Regions from separate parts of the Homo sapiens genome. Here region 2 is linked to region 1. Evidence: read pairs that join two places in POLR2A ChIA-PET (ENCODE). Cell type or tissue: A673. All regions are shown on one strand. Each heading gives the region's core, and the rest is flanking DNA. Links, peaks and the distances in the headings are about the cores only. Region 1 overlaps FOXP4-AS1 (FOXP4 antisense RNA 1). Region 2 has its middle 28 kb from the start of TREM1.

The links. ChIA-PET counts read pairs that join two places held together with the same protein. Peaks named below come from ENCODE experiments on the same cell type or tissue, not always from the same donor. Only the 100,000 strongest peaks of a DNase experiment are listed, where the experiment ranks them.
Region 2: POLR2A ChIA-PET joins it to region 1 with 13 read pairs; 2 of 35 experiments call an interaction of 5 or more read pairs at or near these places.

What each region holds. Positions count from the first base shown.
Region 1 is chr6:41,523,779-41,532,104 of GRCh38, reverse strand. It overlaps FOXP4-AS1 (FOXP4 antisense RNA 1), which reads left to right. Exons shown (of 2, transcript NR_126415.1): 2 at 7,880-8,210. Among named protein-coding and RNA genes, the nearest start is that of FOXP4, 18 kb to the left of the region's middle. RefSeq lists enhancers at 1-128, 1-453. In A673, for the core only: no CTCF peak of the experiment used is centred there; DNase peaks (open chromatin) are centred at 84 and 3,804; H3K4me3 peaks cover 34 bases; H3K27ac peaks cover 433 bases.
Region 2 is chr6:41,254,165-41,262,490 of GRCh38, reverse strand. No RefSeq gene overlaps it. Among named protein-coding and RNA genes, the nearest start is that of TREM1, 28 kb to the left of the region's middle. In A673, for the core only: no CTCF peak of the experiment used is centred there; DNase peaks (open chromatin) are centred at 4,340, 4,650 and 4,970; H3K4me3 peaks cover 691 bases; H3K27ac peaks cover 4,351 bases.

The sequences.
Region 1 (8,326 bases), core at 20-8,019:
GCAGCCCCACGGCAGCAGTCTGTTCCTCATTATGGGCCAATGCGCCTGTTTACTCACCCAGCTGGAGATGGTTAGAGAGTGATAAATAATGAAAGAGAAAACAGGCTTTTCCCCTCTGTGGCTTCTATTTATGTAATATGTGTCACTGTGCATTCACAGACTTTGTTTCGGAGCTGGTTGCAGGAAATAGTTTATTTTTTCCGGACGGTGGCTTAAGGGGTGGGGAGGTGGGGGGCAGGGTTTGGGTTTCTGATCTCACGCCCATAGGAGTTTCGGAATCTGGCTCCCAGAGTCCTCTTCCCCTGGTGCCTCCTCTCCTCGCCTCCCCTGACATCCCCGGGGTGGGCATCATGGCTAGAGGCTGCCTCAGAACCAGGTTCTCCCACTCCACCTATTTGGAATGGGCTGGGGTGGTTGGGGGCCCCTCCCAGCTGCCTCTGAAACCTCCCAGACAGATGGGCTTGTTTTAAGAGCCAGACAGCTTGAGGCTGGACTCCCAGAAAGGAGGCAGTTGGACAGGGTCTTCCTAGGTAGCCTGCACCTGTTGTTGGGGGAGGATGCAAAAGGATTAATTCTATAAAATAAGAAAAAAAAAGATCCATACCTCATGTTCACTTAGCACTTTCATCCCCGTGGTCTCTCTGAGGCCTCACAACTTTTAATGGCTGCTTCCCAGGTGAGAGAACTGGAGGAGGGCTTGCCATGGTCTGTGCAACTGGCTGATGAGGAGCCAGAACTTCACACTCAGGCCTCTGAGTCCAGAAGAGCCTCACACACCCCACTGCCTCCTCCTCCCAAGGATGCCTCCCTTGGTAAAGTTCTGGTTGCCCTCACTCATTCTAAGGTGATGGGAGTAGTTATAAGGGTGTGGGGGTTGGAATTTGGGGAATGGTGAGTCATCAGAGGTCTGAGAAGTGTCCCCTTCTCCACCCTTTCCTAAACATTAAGGTGAGCCTCCTTTGGGTGACAAGCCAGGGAAGGAAGAAGCAGCAGAAGGCTGCCCTGCTCCCCAACCCCCAGTGCAGGGAGGCTCTTGGGAAGCTGGAAGGGCACCTGCCCCCACCTGAGCCTGTCTTTTTGAGTGCCAGGGCAGGGAGACAATGTCTTTGTTTGACATGGAGCCCTGGTTGTATCCCAGGCCACCTGCTGGGGGGACCCAGAGGTTCTGACCTTTGAGGAATATAGCATCCACTATGGAAAATGGGCCCAGAAGCCCCCAACTCCTGCAGACTGTGGGGGATGAATATATACAGGTGCCATGGGATTAAGGTGCAGGGCAGAATCCTGCCCAGTGACCTCGGGGTTCTTGCAGGGAGCATCCCACAGGAATCTCCTGGCTGCGGGGTGAAGCAGCCACCTTCCCAAGACAAGGACTTTAAACACGGTCTGACAAACAAGAGCACATATGGGCCAAGGGCAAAAGAGAAAAAGTGCTAAGGAGGCGGTTTTCTAATTTAGTGGGTGTCAGATTCACAGGGGAGCTTATTAAATGCGGATCCCCAGGCTCCTTTCCTGGCGTTGATTCAGCAGGTCGGGGGGGTGGGGGGCAGGAATCAGCATGGTTAGCAAGTTCCTGAGAGTTCTTGGACTGGTGGTTTCCCAAAGACTGGGAGACAACAGTGCCCTATGTGGGCCCTGGAGGCAACCCCCCTGCCCAACGCATAAAGATGAGATGCAAGCATCATGGTTAGGTCAGGAGGGAATTTGACTTCCCCCAAAGAGTGAGAATGATTTGGTTGGAGAATGATAAAATTTATTTGGTCCAAAGGAAGGGAGGGAGGAAGAGAGGAAGGAAAATATAATTTACCAATACCTATATGTGCCAAGCTGTTACATGATGCTTTTCGTTTTGCTTTGTGCTTTTGTTTTTCAGAGACAGGGTCTTGCTATGTGGCCCAGGCTGGAGTGCAGTGGCACAATCAAATCATAGCGCACTGCAGCCTCGAATTCCTGGGCTCAAGCGATTCTCCTGCCTCAGCCTTCCGAGTAGCTGGGACTACAGGTGCATGCCACCATGCCTGGCTGTTACACGACATTTTTACCTGGCTGCTTTGACTTTTTGACATTCATATCCATTTTTGGAACCTAAAACGCTGTCAACATTCTATTTCTTATTACCAAGTAATGCTCATACAGACATACCCGCCACAGCCCGAGTCAAAACTTTGTGTCAGCTGGGATGTTGTGCACACCTTGGAGCATCTACCACATGCCAGGCATTGTGCTTTGCATGTACTGCTTTGTTTTTCACTGCACCGCAACACCGACAGGCAATACTATTCCCATTTTACTGATGAGGACAGCAAGGGTCAGAGAGGTTTAGTCACTTGCCTAAGGCCACCCGGCTACATCAACCCTGGCAACAGGAAGAGCTGGTGCTTTTGTTTTTTTACTGATCCAGGGAGAGGCCCTATTAGGGAGGTAGAGGGACTGAATCCAGATCCTGCTTTATAGCCCCCTCTCCAGGACTCCCTCCCTCCCACTCTGGAATGGAGAGGTGGATGGAGAGGCACCCTCTCTGCCACTCACTCAACCCCTCTGCCTTTGGGACCCTATGGACTCTCATACAGCCCACCCAGCTTGCACCCTGAGCTCTCTCCCAAGAAGCTGAGCACCTGGGGTCTCAGGCACTCCCTTCCAATTCAGTCCCTGGAGCACTTATGGCTCTGAGGGAGTCCCCGGAGGGGGGCTGAAAGAGGTGGGGGAGCTTAAGGAGCACCTTTCCTGGGCTTCCAGGAGCCTCTTACATCCCTATCCCCTTGGCAGAATGGGTGTATCACAACTGGAGGGTGGGGGTGTATGGGGACGGCAGAGCTGGCCAGACCTATGGTCCCAGATGTTTGTTCAGGCTGTGGGCTGAGCCTGATTTCAGATGTGTGGCAGCTTCATGGGAGTCCTGCCCAGACTCCCACATGGACACTCACTTGCTTACTTGCACACACGCGTGCCCTCATGCGACTCCCCTCCACACAGAGTTCCACTTGTGAAAACCCAGACAAAGCTCCAGACTAATGTCCCTGTGGACAGTGACATGAATGGTAAAAATCATCCTCAACCCCAGGTGCTCTGCACACGCTGACTCTAAACTTCACATCGATCCTGCAAGGATGCTTTCCCTGATGACCTCCCCCTACCCACCACACACCTTATAGATGAGAAAAATGGGCTTCAGAAAAGCCAAGTGACCGGTCTGAGGCCACACAGCGACCCCACGGCAGAGTGGGGACTGGGGTCTGTCTGTTGGGGAGCTCACCCGCATCCCTCTCACCAGGCTGCTTTTCCCGTCTGGCTCCCAGGACCCAGCAGGTGTTCAGCACGTCCACTGATGAATGTGTATGTCTGTGTTTTCTTTCACACACAGTGCAGGCTCCAGCTGCCCCTCTCTCCAAACCCACTCTGAGCTGTGATCTCCCTGCAGGCTCAGAAACTTGCAGACCACTTGGCTTCCTCTACAGCCAGAACTAGCGCCAGCCTGAATTCTCTGGGCTCCAGCCTCAGTTTCCCCTGAGTTTCTTAGGCCTGCACACCTGAGCAAGTCCCTCCCTGCTTTGAGCAGACCCACAGCACTGGTTGGGCTCCTGCTCCAGGCCTGACCCCCACTGTGGAAGCCTCTGGGGTCCAGCCACCTCCATTCTCCTCTCTTCTTCCCAAACGTCAGGCCTGGCACTGCCCCCGCTCAGCCCCCGCTCCCTACGGCCCCCTGGGAGCCCAGGCTTTGCTTGAGGGCAGCAAGTGAAGCCGGCTGTAACAGAGAAACCTCAGGCTCCTCTTTAGAAGTCCCCGGAGGAGGCAGATCTGAGGAAAGGCTGCCAAGAAGGCGCCTGCAGCAATGTCAGCTTGAGAACAACCCGGCTGACAGGATGCTGAGCGGGGATTAAGGTCGGGATCAGGGAAGCCAGGGAAATGAAGGCAAGTTCCCTGCTCCCCTCGCTGCCACCGCTGCCGCTGCGGCTGGGTTTGTCTTCTTGTTTGTTCTGGCTCTGGGAAACTGGGCGGGGAGGGAAGTGGGCAGGGATGAGGTGGGGAGGTGGAGGGAAGGACAGGGGGGAGGTGGAGAAGGGCTGGTATGGGGGTGGAGGGAGGTGGAGGGAAGAGAAAGTCAGGCCTCCTCTGGGTCTTGGGGCTCAGCCAGGGATGGGGCAGAGGCACAGATGGCCCTTACCTGGGACCCTTCCCCTATACCTGTCCCTATAGCTGGTCTGCCAGCCAGTGGAGCAGCCAGTCGCCCCCCGACCCCCACCCCGGAACCCTCCCTCATGTCCTGAGTGTGGGTGGCAGGACCAGTGAGAACACAATTGACCTTGCCCTGAGAGGCTCCCAGCTCAATGAAGCAGATGCAGTCTACCTCCAGAGAGGAGGTGAGCCTGTTTCCACCTGTCTACACATGCAAGATCCCCTGTTCTGGGGAAAGACCATTACCCCAACCTGCCTCATCATTGACATGTCACAAGAGTCCAGCCAAATGGGCTACTGATTTCCAGGTCATCCAGTGCACCACAATTCTAGTGAAACCTCATATCCTTGCATTGCCATTGGTGTGGTAGTGAAGAACGTGGCTTCTGGTTTCAGACTGCAAGGGGTCACCTTTTGGCTCTGCCACTGATTTGCTATGTCACATTGGGCAAGCTGGCTAACTTTCTATGCCTCAGTGGGATAAAATCATAGCACCTCCTCATAAACTTGTCAGGAAGATAGAGGGAGTGGACACGTGCGAAGTGCTTGGCATAGGGCCTGCCATGGAGGACAGAAGACATACGCCATAGGGTAGCTTTATTTATTATTGAGGCAGAGTACAGGAATAAGTGTGGCAATTTGAAGTGACTTGGCTGAAAGCTTCCTGGGGGAAGGGGTGTGGAAATCTGATTTTGGAAGCTGAGACTGGGCAGGGGTAGAGAAGTGAATTAGGGGTATGGAACAGAGCTCCCATTTGCCAGGTGAGTGAGTTAAGGATGTATCTGGTGAGAGGCAGAGAGGATGCATTTTCTAGAAGCCCTCATCCCAGCCAGGCTTTCTCCAAAGTTCCCACTTTAACTAGGGGTAACTCTTCCAGCCCTGCCAAGGGCAAGCCAGGGGTGCCAAGACCATGAAAAGATGCAGTTTTTCATGGTGACCTTCCCAGAATGGAGTCTATTCTAGAAACCCTAGCCATTCAGGGAGACTCCACTTGTACCTGGGTTTTCTGGACCTGGCAAGGGAAGAAACAGGCACAGAGAGTACAAACCTGGAGGCAGATCATCCCTGGGGTTGGGTTCCAGCTCTGTGACTGATCATCTATGTGCCTTGGAGCCAGTCAATTAGCCTCTCTGGACCTTAGCTGCAGGGTCTGTGAAATGAGATAGTAATATGTACCTTAGAGTTGTAATGATGAGCAGTTACTCCATAACTATCCACTGTTGATATTCAGCTTAGCAAAGAGTTGCTGAGGTCCAGCCAGCTACTGGGGCCCCAGTGAATGAGAGACCCTTTCCTAGCCCTTGATAGCTGGTGGCCTGCATGTGAGTCCAAATATGATGCTGAAGGCAGTGGTGCTACCTTAAAGGTCCACCTGGGAACCAAAGAGAAGGAGTTCCTGGCATCCACATCCCAGGCTGCAGGGCCTGCTCCCCTGGCCCACCCTGCAGCCCTGCTTGGGTGTCCCTATCTCTGGACACCCTGGCCAGCAGGCTGGGGATGGGGAGAGTGTTGTAGGGGGAGGGGAATGAGAACCTAGGATGGGGTTCTGGTAATTGGGGAAAAGCTTTGCTGGGTCTGATTTGTGGGGGAAAGCCTTAGGCAAGGAGGCCCAGTCCCTGCAGAAGTGTGTGAGGAGCACCTTATTGGGGATTTTATCTCTAGGGGCCTGGTTCTAGAATTTTAAAAACACCTTTTCTTTTCTTTTTGTTCTGTTAATAGAAGTTATGTATATTTATTGTTTAAAAAAATGGAAAATACAGGCCAGGCATGGTGGCTCATGCCTGTAATCCCAGCACTTTGGGAGGCTGAGGCGCGTGGATCATGAGGTCAGGAGTTCAAAACTAGCCTGGCCAAGATGGTGAAACCCCGTCTTTGCTAAAGCTATAAAAATTAGCCAGGCGTGGTGGCAGGTGCCTGTAATCCCAGCTACTCGGGAGGCTGAGCAGGAGAATCGCTTGAACCTGGGTGGCAGAGGTTGCAGTGAGCCAAGATCCAGCCACTGCACTCCAGCCTAGGTGACAGAGTGAGACTCCATCTCAAAAAAAAAAAAAAAAAAAAAAAAGGAAAATACAGAAAAGCATAAAAAAGGAAATAAAGATCAGCCATAATCTTCCCACCCAGAGATAACCATGGTACGACTTTAGTGTATCTCCTAGTTTTTTTTAAGCTGACTCTCAAACACACATTTACACACACTCACATGGACACACACATTCACACACACATATTCACAAATATACACTCACACGCACTCACACATTTACATACACATATATGTAACTTTTTGTTACATGTTTAATGTACACATGTCTTTAAAAGTTCAGAAACAAGATCATGGAATCATGAATACATCACCATTTTGTCAACTAATATTTTTATTAAATAAAATATTGATAACTTTTTCCCCAGGTCATGACATATTCTTCTCCAACATAATTTAAAATGACTGTATAGTGCTCTGTCTTTGGGCATAAGGCATATCATTTTATCAGTCATCACCTGTTGGTCATCCATCCATTTCTAGATTTTTGCCATTATAAATAATACTGAGGTGAACATCCTTGCAGAGAAATCTTCGAGGGGGTCGCTAACTTTCCAATTGTCTATTCATGTCTGTCTACTCCCGGCTTCGATTTTGAGGCTTTCTAGGCAGGATCTGTGTCTGGTTTGTTGTGACCCCAAAGTCTAGCTTGGCTGCTGGTTCACTGTAGGCATCCAATAATGGTTGAATTGAGTTGCTTTTCTAGAGCATGTGCCCTCGGCTGAGGAATTGGGAAGGTGGATAGATGAGGAAAGAGCCCACCTTTCCTGCTAGAACACTCAGGGGTCCCCAGTGCCTCTATGCTGGACCTGCTAACTTCTCCTAGGAAAACACCTTCCCAAGCACAGAGCCACTGGCCATCCCAGAGGCTCACTGAATGGCCCTCCTGTATCTCTTATCTTCCTTGCCTGGACCCTCCCCCCTCATCCCCTTCCCCCCTCCGCCCCCGATCTCTGACTCTTGAGTTCTTTTGTTGTGTTTTCAAGCTGAAGGCCCAGCAGACAGAGCCCTCTCACCTGCCCGTGTCTGCTGGACAATGTTGCGGCAGCTCCCAGCTCCCCATACAGTGGCCTCCTCCGTGGCCCCCACTTTTGACAGCACAGCCTGCTTGGCTCCTGAGAAGTGCCCACGTGGCACACCTCACCCCTGCCCCTGCTCTGCCTGCCACCTCTCATGGCACCAAAGGAGCCTTTGTCCCTTCCTCATGGGGGCTCTCAGCAGATGCTGACGTTCTGACTGAAACAGATTTGTAGAATCATGGATTTTGAAGTGGGGACCCAGGTCCCAGTGTTTCAGTGGGTCTTTAAAAAAGAGAGAAAGGGAGAGAGAGATGGAGAGAGAGAGAGAGAAAGTGAGCAACAGCACGAGAGGTAAGAGGCAAAAGCTGAGAGGTAAAACTTACTAACTTAATTTCCCCTCACCAGCATCCACACTCCCAACCTCCTGGAATTTCTTCTCTTCTTTTCAATTTTTAATCTCTTCTTTTCCTCTCTTTTCTCTCCCTCTTCCCCCTTTTCACTCCTTTCCTTCTCCTCTTTCTCTGTCTCTCTCTCAGTTCTGACATGAACACCCCCCCCACCCTCCTGTCCCCCTCCCCTCCTCTCCTCCTCTCCCCTCCTCTCCCCTTCTTTTTTAAGTTTTTTTTTTTTTCTTTTAACTTTCAAGGTCATTCCGGACTCCTGACGCCGCCAGTCCCGCGGTGAGACGTGAGCGCCATTGGCGTCCGTGGCCTCTGTTTCCGTGGCAACCTAGTAACCATTAATTTTCAATTAAAGGAGACAAAAAGCTCGATGACAGCTCCAGGTCTGCTGAAGATGTCAAGAATCTGTATTAATATACAGCAAGAGAGCATAATTGTGTGTCCATCTTCCAGAGCAGCGAAAAATGGAGGGATAATTACCAGCTCGAAAGCCACTCTGTAATTTAGTTCTTACTGTCACCACAGCCCTACACATTAGCATAAATTAAAAGCAGAGTTTATTGTTATCAAAGTGCATTGATATCGCCAGACCTGCTTTCTTCCTTTTAACTGTTTGTTGTGGGTGAGTGACTCCCCAACTCTTGCCAGGGTCTCCCCAGGGTGGGGAGAGTGGAAGTGTGGCTGCTAGACCT
Region 2 (8,326 bases), core at 8-8,007, 270 kb after region 1:
TTCAGAATTGTTTTATCCTCTTGCTGAATCAATCCTTTTATCAGTATATAATAACCTTATTTGTCTTTTTATGTTGTTTTTCATTTAAAGTCTGTTTTATACTACATAAGTATAGCTACTCCTGATCACTTTTGGTTTCCATTTGCATGGAATATCTTTTTCCACACTTTGCTTTCAGTCTGTATATGTCTTTATAGATAATGTGAGTTTCTTGTAAGCAGCATATAGTCGAATCATGTTTAAAAAAATTAATTCAGCCAATCTATATCATTTAAGTGGAGCATTTAATGCATTTACATTTAAAGTTAATATTGATATGTGGGGTTTTGTTTCTCTCATATTGCTAATTATTTTCTAGTTGTTCTATCAAGTCTTTGTTTTTTTCTTTTTCTCTCATTGTTTGTCTTTGTGGTTTGGTGAAATTTTGCAGTAGTGTCATTTGATTCTTTTCTCTACCTTCTTTGTGTAATTGCTTTACTAGTGAGTTTTATACTTTCATGTGTTTTCATGATGGTTAATATCAGCTTTTCACTTCCAAGTTTAGGACTCCTTTGAGTATTTCATGTAGGACTGCTCTGGTGGTGATGAAGTCCCTCAGCATTTGCTTGGATGGGAAAGACTTTATTTCTCCTTCATTTACAAAGCTTAATCTAGCTGTATGTAGAATTCTTGGCTACCAGTTTTTTAAAAATTTCTATCAGCACTTTGAGTATGTCATCCCATTTTCTTCTGGCCAGGAAGGTTTCTGCTGAGAAGTCCACTGTTAGACTGATGGGGGTTCTTCTATAAATGGTTAGACATCTTTTCTCTTACTGATTTTAGATTTTTTTCTTTCACTTTGACTTTAGACAGTTTGCTTTTAATATGCTGTGGCAAACTTTTTACATTGTATTTGCCTGGGGATTGTTGAGCCTCCTCTAAATAGATGTCTAAATCTTTTGCTAGACTTGAAAAGTTTTCATCTATTATTTCATTAGATAGTTTTATTAAGCTTTTGGATCTCTCTTCATCCCTGGGAATACTGATAATTTGTAAGTTTTGTCACCTTATGTAGTCCCAAATGTCTCAAAGGCTTTATTCATTTTGTTTCTTTATTTGTGTCTGACTGGATTATTTCAAAATACCTGCCTTCAAGTTCAGAAATTCTTTCTTCTGCCTGGCATAGTCTATTATTGAAGATTTTGAATGTATTTTGTATTCCTTTCAATGAATTTTTTAGTTTTAGAGTTTCTGGTTTTTTTTAAGGTAGATATTTATGCTTTGGTAAATTTCTCATTCATATCCTGAATTAATTTTCTGAGTGCTTTGCATTTATTTTGATTTCTTTTGCATCTCTTGCATCTTGAGTTTCCTTAAAATCAATATTTTGTTTCGTGTTTTAAATTTAAATTAAATTTCAGTAGTTTTGGGGGAACAGGTGATTTTTGGTTACATGGATACGTTCTTTAGTGGTAATTTCTGAGATTTTGGTGCACCTGTCATCTGAGCAGTGTATACTGTATCCAATGTATAGTCTTTTATCCTTCACACCCTTTCATCCTTCCCCCTGAGCCCCCAAAGTCCATTATATCATCCTTATGTCTTTGTGTCCTCATAGCTTAGCTCCAACTTATAAGTGAGAATATACAACATTTGGTTTTCCATTCCTGAGTTACTTCAGTTAGAATAATGGTCTCCGAATTCATCCAGGTGAGTCTGCAAATGACCTTATTTCATTCCTTTTTATGGCTGAATAGTATTCCATTGTGTATATATACCACATTTTCTTTATCCATTTGTTGGTTGATGGGCAATTAGGCTGGTTCCATATTTTTGCAATTGTGAATTGTGCTGCTATAAACCTGCAGTGTATGTAACATTGGTGTATTTTGAGGTTTTGTTTCAAGACTTAGAACTCCTTTTGGCAGTTCTTGTAGTGCTGCTTAATAGTGGCAAATTCTCTCAGCATTTGTTTGTCTGAAAAAGGCTTTATCTCTCCTTCATTTATGAAGCTAGTTTTGCTGAATACAAAATTTTTCACTGATAATTATTTTGTTTCAGGATGCTAAAGATCAAACCCCAACCTCTTCTGGCTTGTAAGGTTTCTGCTGAGAAATCTGCTATTAATCTGATGGGTTTTCCTTTATAGGTTACCTGATGCTTTTGTCTTACAGCTCTTAAGATTCTTCCTTCATCTTGACTTTAGATAATCCGATGACTATGTGCCTAGGTGATGATCTTTTGGAGATGAATTTCCCAGGTGTCTTTTGAGCTTCTTGTATTTGGATGTCTAGATCTCTAGCAAGGCCAGGGAAATTTTCCTCAATTAATGCCTCAAGTAAGTTTTCCCAACTTTTAGATTTCTCTTTTTCCTCAGGAACAGAAATTATTCTTAGGTTTGGCTATTTAACTTAATCCCAAATTTATTGGAGGATTTGTTCTTTTTTTAAAAATTCATTTTTCTATGTCTTTATCTGCATTAATTCAAAAGCCTTGTCTTCAAGCTCTGAAGTTCTTTCTTCTACTTGTTCTAGTCTATTGTTGAAATTTTCCATTGCATTTTGTATTTCTCTAAGTGTGTATGTCATTTCCAGAAGTTGTGATTGTTTTTACTTTATGATAACTATTTCTCTGGAGAATTTTTCATCCATATTCTGTATTTTAAAAAAAGATTATTTAAGTTGTTTTTCACCTTTCCGTGTTATCTCCCTTAGGAGCTTAATAATCAACCTTCTGAACTCTTTATCTGGCAATTCAGAGATTTCTTCTTGATTTGGATCCATTGCTGGGTAGCTGGTGTGATCTTTTGGGGATGTTATAGAACCCTGTTTTATCATATTACTAGAATTGTTTTTCTGGTTCCTTCTCATTTGGGTAGACTATTTCAATGGAAAGATCTGGAACTCAAGGCCTGCTGTTCAGCTGTTCAGATTCTCTTGTTTCAAAGGGTGATCCCTTGGTGTGGCACTCTCTCCCTTCCCCTAAGGATGAGACTTCCTTAGAACCAGACTGCAGTGATTGTTATTGCTCTTCTGGTTGTGGCCATCCAGTGGGACTACCAGGCTCTGGGTTGGTGCTGGAGAATGTCTGCAAAGAGTCCTGTGATGTGACCCATCTTCAGGTCTCCCAACAGCTGCTCTGGTGAAAGGGGAGTGAAGTACACTCTGTGAGAGTCTTTGGTTGTAGATATGTTTAGTGTGCTGGCTTTGTCAAATGCTGGTTATGCTGGCAGTGAAGTTATCATGTGGTGTATTAGTGCATTTTCATACTGCTGATAAAGATATACCTGAGACTGGGAAGAAAAAGAGGTTTAATGGATTCGCAGTTCCATGTGGCTGAGGAGGGGTCACAATCATGGTGGAAGGAAAGGAGGAGCAAGTCATGTCTTACATGGGTGGTGGCAGGCAAAGAGAGAGAACTTGCGCAGGGAAACTCCCCCTTATAAAACCATCAGATCTCATGAGAGTTATTCACTATCATGAGAACAGCACGGGAAAGACCTGCCACCATAATTCAATTACCTGCCACTGAGTCCCTCCCATGAGACATGGGAATTATGAGAGCTACAATTCAAGATGAGATTTGGGTGGGGACACAGCAAAACCATATCACGTGGACACACTCAGGACCTTTGGCCAGCCAGGATATTGCAAGCAGTGGAATTGCTGTTGTCTTCTCTTTCTTGGGATCAGGATTGTTCTGTCATGAGTTGCTGTGATGGCTTGTGTTGGTTGGCCTCCAAACAAGAGGTTGGGTTTTCAAGAGAGCACCATCTGTGGTAATAGTAGGGGGATCCAAGTATGTCCTGAGTTGGACAAGATAAGTATTTTAGTTTCTCAGGTGTTGGGTGGGGCCATAAAGCTCCCAAGAGTTTCTTTTTAGTCAGCTACCAGAGAACATAGAGAAATACCATCAGGTGGGTGGCAGAGTTAAGTGGGTCTGGGTTCAGACTCTCCTTGGGCAGAGCTTGCCATAGCCACTGTGAAGGATGGTGGGGTGATTCTCAGGCCAATGGTATTATGTTCCAGAGGGGATTTTGACTGCTTCTGCTGTGTCTTATAGTTCATCAGGGAAGTGGGGGATAGCTGGTAGCGAGAGGCCTCATCCAGCTCTCATGCAGTTGGCAAGGCCAGTCTTGCCCCCTCAGTGCTCCATTCAGAACTTGCCCCAAGCCATGAGCTTCCCCACTGAGAAAGCAAGCATGGCTTTCAGGCTTCAACCCTCCCCATCTGCCCACACTGTTGGCAGCAGCTCCTGTGCTCATATCTGCAGCAGTTCCCATTCATCCCCTGGATTCTGCTCAAGAAAATTTGTGCCCAGTTGAAATTACTACTAATTTCAGTTGGGAGCTTCTTTCACCCTGTGACCCCTCCCTAATTCTGCTGGATGCCTTCCCTGAGGGCCTGTGTGAGATATAGTCAGGGGTGGCTTCCCTGGGCTTGAGCTGGAGACTGGGAGTGTCTGCAGGGAAGGCACTTCCCACTGCTTCTTCTAGTTTTATGTGTCATGCAACTTCCTAAATCCATTTTAGCTCCAGGTAAGGTTAAATCCTTCTCTCATGATATGGATTTTCAGATTCCCTGGTGAAATGTGTGTTTGGAGGCAGGTTTTCCCCCCCTCACACTTTGTGAACTCACAGTTTTTTTTGCCTGTCTCATGGAATTTGCAGTGGCATGCTGCTTCTTTCAAAGAATCTGTGGATTCTTTTGGTTTTCCTGATATGTTTCTGCAGTGGTTCTTGGAGCAAAAGATCATGGTGTGAGTCTCCACACACTGTTCTGTCTGTCCAAGTGGGAGCTGCACATTCGCCCTGTCTCCTATCCTTCATCTTGTCTCTGAATCAAAATCAATATTTTGAATTCTTTATCTGAGATTTGAAGGATTTCTTTTTGGTTAGGATTTATTGCTGAAGAATTATTGTGTTCCTTTCAGGGTGTCATATTACCTTGCTTTTTAATGTTTCCTGTTTCTGTTCCTGGAACCAGGCCAGGTCCAGCTGCTTTTTCTCAAGGCCCAATAATGAGAAGCAGGCAAACTAGGAAAGAAGGGAATTTATTGCTGTAACTGGATACAGGGAGAAGGCCAGAGATAATTCCACCAGACCAACTAAACATTTTACAATTTTCTTAGTGCTTACGTAGGTTGGGTTATGTGCCTATGTGCAGTATAGCATTCACCTGTCTATTGGTAACTAATTTTGTTTCAACTAGAAGGTCGGAGGCAAAAAAAAAAAAAAAAAAAAGGCTTGTTAAGTCCGATTAAGCTTTGAGAGCCCCAGTACCTTCAAGGCCTGTCTACTGCGGTACCGGAGTGATTATTTCTATCTTATCTCCTTTATAGTTTGGTCCAGAGATTTTCTTTAGACTCTGCAATGAATCTATTCAAACAGCTGCCCCTGTTACCTCGGGTCATCTCAGATTTTGTCAACCCAAGTTGGGCCCTGGCACTAGGAATGTAAGACTGCCTCTACTATTTGGCTTGCTCCAGGTTAAGGAGAAGCCCAGGTAAGGTCCTACTGACCATATGTTTCATTCCTAGCTTTGATGTCTGGGCACTGATTTCCTTAGGTTTAACTATTTGCTCAATGTTAAGGCAGTGCTGTGGAAATCTGTCTGTGTAACTGGAGTGCTATGCAGGTCTGTCTATGTGATTGTCAGGGAGAATTGGCCTGCCACATTTCTTTACATTAATTTCTGCACATCTGGTGTAATAGTCATTTCTTCTGTGTTTGAATTTACTCTCATGAGGGGAGGGGGAGGCTTTTTTCTTGAAGATGTGACTATAATCTTGTTTTGGTAGTACCCTTAAGCTTTGCTTCTGGATGTGTGCAGTGGTGAAGACTCTGTATGAGTTATTTGGCTATAAATAGTGTTGGTAGTATCTGTGGTTTCCTTGGTGTGTTTGGATGTAGTTATTGGTGGAGACTATGGTGAAGTTGTGCTGGGGACTGAAATGCCAGATGGGCCTTTAGGTTTCAGTAGTAGCAGTGGTGGGCTAAGCATGTCTATTCTTGTGACCTAGGGCAGCGTACACTGGCACTTGTATTGATGGGCCTAGGCAGGCTGATTCTTGGGCATCTGGGGTGGCTTTTTCTAAGGTCAGTTGCAGTAGTGGTGTACTTGGCAGGTGAGTGGGCTCTCAACTCCTGGACAGCCAAAGTGGCATGGGTGATGGCAATAGCAGTAGTGGCGAGTTCTTCTTCTTGGTCCTGAGTGCTGTGTTTTTGTGTTGGCAGTGGTTGCAATGGGCTGTGTGGACCGGCCTTCAGGTCAGTAGGTGGAGCTTGAAGGTAGAAGCCAGCTGAGGTGGGAGTGGTAGGGTGTTTTTGCCTGACTTCTGTCCTGCATAGGGGGAAGTGTGTGGGTGTCCCAGGTGGTGGATTGGGTTGTGAAACCCCTCGGAGCTTAGATTCTGCACTCTGTCTCGGGGTGGGAGGTAGGATGAAGCTGGGCACAACTTGGCCAGGAAAGCTGATACTCAGACCCTCCAATGGCGAGTGCATGCACCAGCTGCTACAGGGGGATGGAGCAGTACTCAGGCCCCTGGCAAAATGCTTCAGTGAGGGGCAAGCATTGTTGCACTGAGGTCCTGCTACAGGGAGTGTGGGGGTGGTCCCAGTAGCCACAGATTTGGCAACTGGTTGAGGATTTGCATTCCTCTTATGCCCCCGTCGTGGTGGGGCTCCCTCCCATATCCTGGCTGTCATAGTAAACCCAGTGTTCAGTCAGGCCAGGCAGTTTGCACCTGGCCTGTAACTTAGCCCTGGGCTATAGGAACCCCTGCCCAGCTCAACCAAGTCACTGAGGCAAATCTCATCCTGCTCAGGTTTTGGGGAGGAGGTGTACCCTGTTCCAGCATTGAAGCTGAAGTCCACACTATGCTTACTTCTTAGTCCTGGTTGTGGGAACCTATTCCTCACTGAAGCCCTGGTTCTGCAAGTTGCAGCCTGAGTTTCCTTAATGCCTAAGACTGCCATCACTGGTTCCTAGGACCACACACAATTTTTTAAGAGCAAGGATCAAGAATGGCAGTTTCTTAGGTCTCAGGAAGGGTGTGAAACCCAGGGCATGCTACCTCCATGGGGAAGTTTCTTCTCACAGTCTCCCAGCTGCTCTGTAAGTTAGATTCAGGGATTGGAGAGTCAAGTTGCACTCCCATGTCCTGGATTGTATGATTCCCCAGTGGGAAAGTGGATCACAGAAAGACTCTCACTCACTCTCTCCCATTTGGGAGGGTCTGTTCTGGTTCCCAGCTGGTCCCAACTACACAAGCTTCCTGTTTTCTTTCTATTTCCTTGATTTTGGACTTTTCTTTTGCTTTTCTGTTGAACTCTCAAGTTCCCTCTTGGATAATGTATTCAAAGTGTGATTGTCTACACACTATTTGGTTCTTCTAAGTGGATGAGGTGTGATTAAAATGCTTCCAGGCAGCCATCTTGGAAAAAAAACTAGATATTATTCTATGTTAGAAATTGCAAATATCTTGTCTCAGTCTGTCATTTGTCACTTGTTAAGCTCATGTGAGACAAGGCTGCGCCAAAGCCAAGTCCTGACTGATTTGACTGCTAATAATGCAATTAGCCGCTTTTTTTTTTTTTCAAGGAGTCTTGCTCTGTGGCCAGGCTGGAGTGCAGTGGCACAATGTCAGCAATGAGCCACTTTTACTTTCAGTCAATTTATTATTTACACAGACAACAAGGGAAAGATTAGGCAAAGGTGCCAGCTCCTCATGGCTCTTGTCCCACACCCCAAAACAAAAGGGGCCAGACAACTGCAATATGAGTTGTGGGACATTCCACTGCTGAGGAATCTACTCTAGAGGCAGATAAGTGGTTTCATAACCTGCAGCCCTATTCTGAGGTCTGGGACAGAGCCTCTGGCCTCATCAGAACTCAGGAGGGCATGAGGAACTGTCTTTCAGGGGAGACAGAGAAGTTACTGGGCCATGGTTCTCACAAGCCTCCATCCTTTTATGTTCTAGGAGGGTTGCAGGCATTCTGCCATGCTTCAAATTAGCTGTAGTTCATGTGTCTGCCAGTGTGACCTATGTGGCATATGCAAGGTTGTCAAGACAATATCATGGAGCTGTTCCCCTATGTTGCTTTTGTCCACAGTATATTTTGTTAGAAAAATAATTTTTTTATTGGGAATAGAAACCATCCATACCCACATTCAGTCTTGACACTGAGAACTGAAATCACACCTTGCTGTCTACATTAACATGACTTTGCTATTCCTCTGTCTTTGTGAATACTACTTTACCAGGAGTTTTCTTGTCTGGGAAAATGGTTTGCTTGTTCATTATAGGAAATTCCTGAAAGATTCATCAACTCTTTCATGGAAAGCCC